Regions from separate parts of the Mus musculus genome. Here regions 1 and 3 are each linked to region 2. A link is a loop called in an ENCODE intact Hi-C map of the cell type or tissue named here. Cell type or tissue: heart. All regions are shown on one strand.

Region 1 (2,500 bases), 140 kb before region 2:
CAGCTCCACCTGGCTCGGCGGCCGGGCGCACAAAGAGCGGCGCGGGCGGCGACGGGCCGGGACGCAGAAAGTAGTCCCGACCACGCCGGCCCCAGTGTCGGCCGACGTCGCCTCACGCCCTCCGCCGCCCGGGGAAAGAATCCCATCGGAATGCGCCTCGGGAAGACCTTATCCCCGCAGCGTGCGGGGGCTCGCGAGGCTCAACCCGCGGGGGCTCTCCGGGGAGTCGGCGCGCGCGGCGGTCGCGGCTCCCGGGGTCCGGCCGCGGCGCGCTGAGGACGGGGGTGGGGGGAGTCGGGCGCGCAGGGAGACGGCGGCGGCCCCGCGGCGGATCCCTGCGCCGCTGCGAGAGGAAGAGGCTGAATGAGGCGCCGCGCGGGGGACGTGGGGCGCCGCGGGAGGAGGCGGCGGCATGGGGGCAGGCGCTGGCGTCGCGCGAGCCCGGGCCGGAGCGGCGCGCTAGAGCCCTGACGTGCGCCCTTTTCTTTCTTCTCGCGGCCGCGGAAAGCATGAGCGTGCAGACCCGCCGCTGCGGCGGCCGCCCCGGCTCCTCGCCCGCGCGTCCCCTGGCCGCCGGGCGCCGGTGAGGGCCGCGAGCGCGCGCGGTGGTGGGGGGAAGATGGGGGCCGTGCTGAGGAGCCTCCTGGCCTGCAGCTTCTGCGTGCTGCTGAGAGGTGAGGCGAAGCGAGGCGAGGCCGGGGGAAAAGTTGCCGGGGTCCCGGGAGGGGGAGGGGAGGTGGCGGGGACAGCGGCGGGGACAGAGGCCTGGCGCTGGGGAGCCGCGCGAGGAAGGGGCCCGCGGTCGGGGGCCGCGCCCGGCCGCCGCGCACACCCCTGGCCGGCCCCGCGGCGCCGCCGGACAAAGCTGCGGGCCTCGGGGGGACCCCTGGCCCCCCGCACTCCATCGGAATGACTGACGGTGCCCGGCTCGCCTGCACTCGGGGCAGAAAGGGGCTTTTGTAGTTGCGCTTTCAGCACCATTGGTGTTGACCTCCCTCTCCCTCGAAGCCTGAGCTCACCTTTCCCGTGTCTCTTAGGTGAACTTTTTTCTTCTTCTTTAAACCCCACTATTTTTTTTTTCCTTCTCCCCTCTCTAGGCCTTGTTACAACTAATAATTGTCTTCCGCGGGGATAGAATGGTCCTGGGTGAGAGCACAGTTGGAAATTGACTCTAGGGTGATAGGTCGCGCTTTTCAGCATTCGGGATCATCTGAGCCCATAATAAAAACACAAACGTTGCCCTCGTAACCCCTGGTATTCAGGACTCGCCCCCTGTTTGCGGAGTGTGCAAGTGTACAGTTGGCACCAAGTAGGGAAGTCATCCTTGTGTGGCGAGGAGCCTATCCTGGGAACTAAATTATCATTTGCTGGGCACCCCTGGGAACTGCTTGGCACTTTAGTAAATAACAGAGAATGCCCTGGGTAATTTGCTATGGGAATCGCTTAAACGTAGTGGCTCTGTGGTGTTTTGAATTTGGACTGTGAGGCTGAGACGTACGTCCTGACTTTTTGTTGTGTGACAGTTTGCAATGGAAACCTTGTCGACTGGTCTTCAGTTGATGAGCGATGGGGGCTGGTGCCATGGAGAGTGTTGCCTGTGCAAGAATTGAGGTGCTGTTTGACGCCGTATCTTGTTGTTCGCTTTTGTTAACTTACCTGTGCCAGTTAATGGGACCTCTCTGGGATTCTTAGTTATTAATTTAACAAGCTCAACGTTTAAGTCCGTCAGAAGTATGGAAGTTTGCAAAGTAGGATAGTAACTAACAATCTTATGATGTAAATGGGACAGCCTATCATCTATGCATGTGTGTATTTGAATAAGACTATTTGCCTTAAAACCCCCCCACCATTTTCTAAAAATAAGCGTATCCCGAATTGTCTAGTCCTTTTTGCAAATACCAGAAAGATAATTGCTGTTTTAATTTCCATGGCAGAGAACTCAATGTTATTACTCAAGAGATTTAATAATCAAGTGTTTATTTTGTTATAGTAAACTCTACATTGAAAGATTTTGCTGTAGCTGTGAGAAAGTTGTTATTAACATGTGAATATGATTGACAAGTTCATAAGAGTTAAAATGTAGAACTAGTGGATTGATTTAGAGTTGGGAAAGTCTAAATCTGTGACTTCTGATGGCTTTAGCGCCTGAAAGTCCAGCTGCCATTCTTAGAGGGGACATAGGACTGTTTGTTTATTTTGATAACAGGTTTGAGCCTAGAGTTGAGTAGATTCATGCATGAGTTTGGTTTAGAGATGGTGAAGCATGATATTGTGTGTAACAAGATCAAGAAGAGGTAACTGTCCGAAGTGGAGCTTATTTAAATGTAATACAATAATGCTAAGGAGGTCTTTGTTTTTCTGTTTAGCATTATTTAATTGTGAGCATATATCATTCCAACTGAAACTGTCTTTTTGGTGTAAACGATTCCTAATTTAAAGTTTCTTCACTTCTTGGCACTGTTAGCCTCTGTTATAAGTGACAGTCACCCTTGGTTTCCCA
Region 2 (2,500 bases):
TGGGGAAGGCGGGGTAGAGCAGGCAGGTACTTGGCTGACTTGTTGGGTAGTCACTGGTGTTCCACCAATCAGCTCACTGTAGGAACTTGAAGTGGTTCTGTGTTTGGTCCCAAGTGGAGTAGCTGAGTGTAATCATACTGTATTTGGAGAAGAGCATTCATTCACAGTAATTAATGATGGGGGTGGGTCAAGAGGTAGGGGTTAGTCTTGGCTACATAGCGAGGTCCTATCTCAAATAAGTAGTAAATAAACCCATACATACATACATATATGTATATTTGTATATATATATATATATATACACACATATCCAAATAATCTAGAATAATCTAGAAAGAAAGCCATCTCTGCCTTTCTCTTTTCTTTCTACTTGAATGGAGATATGATATCTAGAATCTCCACAGCCCTGTAGAATATGTTCTTCAGAACATCCAACATATAATTAGATATGCATAAAACTATGTATTATGGGAGCTGGAGAGATGGCTCAGCACTGGCTGCTCTTCCAGAAGTCCTGAGTTCAATTCCCAGCAACCACATAGTGGCTCACAACCATCTGTAATGGGATCCAATGCCCTCTTCTGGTGTGTCTGAAGACAGTGACAGTGTACTCATACATAAATAAATCTTAAAACAAAAACCTCTCTGTATTATGGTTATATACATTGTAATATATGGTTATTAAGCCTAAGATACAATTTAGCCAATAAACCCACTCTCTCAAATTTAGTTTTTATTCTTAATCTCATCTGAAATTTATTTTTCTTCTTTCTAAAAGGGGAGGAGATGATGTGAGTGATTTCTTTTGAAAAGTTAGGAGGGAAAGCCAAACAATACTTTTGTCATTTCCTCTAGGAAATGCGGAAGGAAGGCTGTGGAAACTTCCTGTCTCTGTGCAGGCCACAGTGACCCCTAAAGCCAGGTCATTGGGGCCTCCAGCTCTGATCCACAGTTGCTGACGCATGCGTGGGAAGACAGGGCAGGAGAGGAGGGCGGAACCCCTCTTGCTGTGGCCTCAGCCACCCGTGCATTTAGAAGCAGATGAACAAATCTGAGAAGATGGCTTCGTGTGGTTCAGGCAGTGTGTCCGCCACAAAGTCTCACTGCCTCTTGAGTGATGGGTTCTGCGTATTCTTAGGAGCCTGCATCCTCGCAGTCTAACTGAAGAAGTTCCCTTGGTCACAGGCTGGTTTGGAGCCATCCATGTCCATGCAGGGCTGATTCCAACTTAGAATGATCACAGCCCTTTAAAACTGAGCCGTTACTGCCATCTGCTGACTAACTATGGACAAGTTTCCTAGGCCCAACAAACCTGGCAGGAAGGGGCTCTGCTGAGGTGGGAGTGGGTGGGATGGCGGGAGAAGCGTCTGCTGAGGTAAAGGGCACTTCAGTGGTGGTAAAGTGGGTGGAGGTAAAGCCCTCAGTGATAGTACAATTTCTTTTTTCCTAACAAGGGAAGACTTTATCAGTTTTTTTAAAAAAAGAATAGTTTACATTTTTTGAAAAACTTCCCTTTTTAAAAGATTGTCTGCACGCATACCAGAAGATGGCATCGGATCCCATGGGACTATAGTTACACACTTTGTGAGCTAGCACATGGGTGCTGGGATTTGAACTCAGGACCTCTGGAAGAGCAGCAGTGCTCTTAACTGCTGAGCCATCTCTCCAGCCCGGTGGCTTATGTTCTGAAAAGTATTTTGTTTCTTTTCAGTTTTCCAAGACAATCTTACAGTATAACCCTAAGCTGGCCTCCAACTTGTTAAGTACCCCAGGCTAGCCTAGAACTGGCCATGCTTTTCTTTCTGAATGCTGAGGACGGCAGGTATGAGCCAGTGTGTTCAACTGAAAACCTATCTGCTTCTATCTCTTTGCCTGAGTGTCTTTCTTTCCTTCTTTCCTTCCTACCTTCCTTCCTTTATTCTTTCCCTCCCTCCCTCCCTCCCTTCTTCCTTCCCTCTTCATCCCTGTTACTCCTCTCATGCCTCTTCCCACTGCCCCCTCTCTTTTCTCTTCTCTCCCTTCTCCTTCCTTCCCTTTCTCTTTCTCCCTCTTTCCATTGTTTGTTTATTTGTTGTTTAAGACAGGGTCTCATGTAGCCCAGGTTGGCATTCATCTCACTATATAGCCAAGGCTGGCCATGAACCCTTGAAAGTCCTGCCTCCATCATCTGGCTCTTCTCTTTGGTCTTTCCATCAACCGGAAGAAGTAGGAGAGGGTGTGACTCTCCAGTATATGGGTGTAAACACAGTACCCAGGCTCCCCAGAGGTGAACTGGCCCAGGAAGAGGCAAAGCCTCTGCCCTGGCTAAGGTGCCTTCTCTCTCAAAGCAAGCTTCTTTACCATCACAGAGCCAGAAAACCCCTACTGCCACCATCCCCTCCCACCCTTCCCTCCTTGGGGAAAGTGGGTGGTTACGGCGGAAATTAAAGAAGTGGAAAGGCCTCTATCTTCAGCAGGTAAGAGGAGGCCAGCCTCTTGGCACACACAAGGAAGGAGAGTG
Region 3 (2,500 bases), 520 kb before region 2:
AGTTGGGAGTGCGAGGTAGCACATGCCTATATTCTTTAGAAGTAGAAGGATTGAGAGGTATAGGCCAGCCTGGTCTACATAAGATTTTTGTTTCAGGGGAGAAAAAAAAAAAAAAAACGCAACGGGCAGGGAAGTTCTCAGTGCAATCACACAAGAGCAACGCATTGTTGCCAAGCCTCCATGGAAGGTCCCCAGGAGACATCCCCTTTCTCCTCTAGATAAGCAGCCAGCACTCCCCCATTGTGCGCCCTCTTTCCCACGGTCCACAACTCAGCCAGGGACATGAGAAGCGAGCTCAACGTTTCTCAGGTGTACAGCAGACTGGGCCCCAGCGCTGGCATTCAGCTGGGGATCTGCAGGAGATAAGCGGCCACTTCCCTCCAGCTAGCTTTCCATCCCATCATTCTTTTGAGTGAAGATTGGTTTTATTTTGTCTTGCTTGGAAAGGGGAGGCGGGGCGCGCGTTGGGGGTGGGTGGGAGGCAGAGCAGAGGAGGGAGGCAGGACAGAGTGGGGAGAGGGCAATGTGTGTGTGTGGGGGGGGCAGGACAGTGGGGGGAGGGGCGGCAGAAAATGGAAACAGGTGATAAGATGTAGGAGTTATTTCAAGGTTGGGCCCACAGTTTTTAGTTTCAAGAAGTATAAAAGGTAAGACTTTTAACTTTTCTCTTTCTCTGTCTCCCTCTCTTCTTTTTTTTTTTTTTGAGAGGATAGACGCCAGCTTCCACCTCCTAACTGCTAGGATTAAATCTGTGCACCACCACCATGCCACCATGCCCAGCTCTTTTTTTGGAGTTTGTTTTTCGACATTCCCGGGGCAGGAGTCGGGGGTTGGGGGGGGGGGTCTTACTCTGTAGCCCAAGCTGGCTTGTACCTAACTATGTAGCCCAGGCTGGCCTGAAATCCATTCAATCTTCCACATCAGTCTTCCAAGTGCCTGGAATTACAGGCGTGAGCTACCACACCCAATAAAAACTTCTTTTCCTAAACATGGAAGACTCTGCAGTGGGAGACTAGGATTTAGCCCCCCGTCAGTAGAGTGCTTGTCTAGCATGCACAAAACTCTGCCTCCCCCGCACTACAGAAAACTGGCGCGGGGGTAGGGGGCTCACCCCGTGGAACCCTAACACTTGGAGGTGGAGGCAGAAAGACTGGAAGTTTAGAGTCATCTTCAACTACACATGAATGGTGGAGGTGAGAGCGGGGACTGAGTTGGGGATCAGAGATCACATTCACGAGCTCCAAACAAACCTGGGTTGACAGCTGAAGAAATGAACAGAAAAATATTAAGTTGTTAACTGAAAAACCCAAAGACAGCTGATCTGGCCCGCGGCAACTTTTGGCCTAGCCTCGGATCAACTTTGGTCACTGTGCCACTTTGGCCAGCAGAGGGCTCTCTTTGCTAATCTTCAAGTTCCAAAATAACAAGTCAACAACAACAAAAATCCCTGGGTTGCTCATTTTTATTATCCCCCCCCCCACACACACTTGGGAGAAAGCCGAAACAAGAGGACAAAGCTGAAGGCTAGCCTGGGTGACTAGTGAGACCTTGCCCCGAAGCTAATAATGGTCAATAACTTTAAAACAAGAAGGAAGAGAGAGAGAGAGAGAGAGAGAGAGAGAGAGAGAGAGAGAGAGAGAGAGAGAGAGAGAGAGAGAGAGAGAGAGAGAGAGAGAGAGAGAGAGAGAGAGAGAGAGAGAGAGAGAGAGAGAGAGAGAGAGAGAGAGAGAGAGAGAGAGAGAGAGATTGAGAATGAACCGTGGGTGGGTGTGAATGGCACGCACCTATGATACTAGCTGCTTGGAGGTTGAAACCGGAAGTTAAAATTTCAAGGCCAGCCTCTACTTCCTAGGTAATTTAAAACTAACCTGAGCTACATTAGACTTTATCTCAAAAAACCAAAAACAAACAGACGAACAAAAGACAGAAATAAGGGCTAGAGAGATGGCTCGGTGGTTCAGAGCGCTTGGTGTTCTCAAAGAGGACCTGACTGTGATTCCTCCTCGTGGGGTAGCTCACAACCACGCACATCTCCAGTTCCAGGGTGTCCCACATCCCTTTCTTATCTCCACATGCAAGACGTGCACATAACATACATGTAGGCAAACACTCAAACACATAAAATAGTTTAAACACACACACACACACACACACACACACACACACACACACACACACAGAAATAAGAAAACAAAAAAAGCTGCTGAGAGTCTAGAGGATCCTCGGAAGGTAACGATGCTTGCTGCCAAGCCTGATGACGTGAGTTCAAGCCCCAGAACGCACACGGTGGAAGCGAACTGATTCTCCAAGTTATTTTCTGGCCTTGGCACACGTTCAAGTGCTTGTGTGTGTGTGTGTGTGTGTGTGTGTGTGTGTGTGTGTGTGTGTGTGTGTGTGTGTGTGTGCGTGTGCGTGCGCGCACGCGCGCGCGCGCGCACACACACACACACACTGAAGTTTTTTTTTTATGCTGGTTCTTTAAAGAAAATGAGTCTTTTTT

Evidence for each region. Peaks named below come from ENCODE experiments on the same cell type or tissue, not always from the same donor. Only the 100,000 strongest peaks of a DNase experiment are listed, where the experiment ranks them.
Region 1: it touches region 2 in a loop (7-fold over the local background); 3 of 42 quality-filtered maps call a loop at or near these places.
Region 3: it touches region 2 in a loop (2.5-fold over the local background); 4 of 42 quality-filtered maps call a loop at or near these places.

Annotation. Positions count from the first base shown.
Region 1 is chr6:134,564,817-134,567,316 of GRCm38, reverse strand. It overlaps Lrp6 (low density lipoprotein receptor-related protein 6), which reads left to right and starts at 404. Exons shown (of 23, transcript NM_008514.4): 1 at 404-674. The coding sequence starts at 620. In heart, a CTCF peak has its summit at 1,278; DNase peaks (open chromatin) are centred at 96, 326 and 1,296; H3K4me3 peaks cover 2,500 bases; H3K27ac peaks cover 1,739 bases.
Region 2 is chr6:134,424,092-134,426,591 of GRCm38, reverse strand. All of the region lies in intron 3 of Bcl2l14 (BCL2-like 14 (apoptosis facilitator)), which reads right to left. Among named protein-coding and RNA genes, the nearest start is that of 4933406J09Rik, 22 kb to the right of the region's middle. In heart, a CTCF peak has its summit at 1,282 (motif pointing left); a DNase peak (open chromatin) is centred at 971; H3K27ac peaks cover 284 bases; H3K27me3 peaks cover 230 bases.
Region 3 is chr6:134,946,471-134,948,970 of GRCm38, reverse strand. The region is part of intron 1 of Lockd (lncRNA downstream of Cdkn1b); the gene reads right to left. Among named protein-coding and RNA genes, the nearest start is that of Lockd, 19 kb to the right of the region's middle. In heart, a CTCF peak has its summit at 1,359 (motif pointing right); a DNase peak (open chromatin) is centred at 1,350.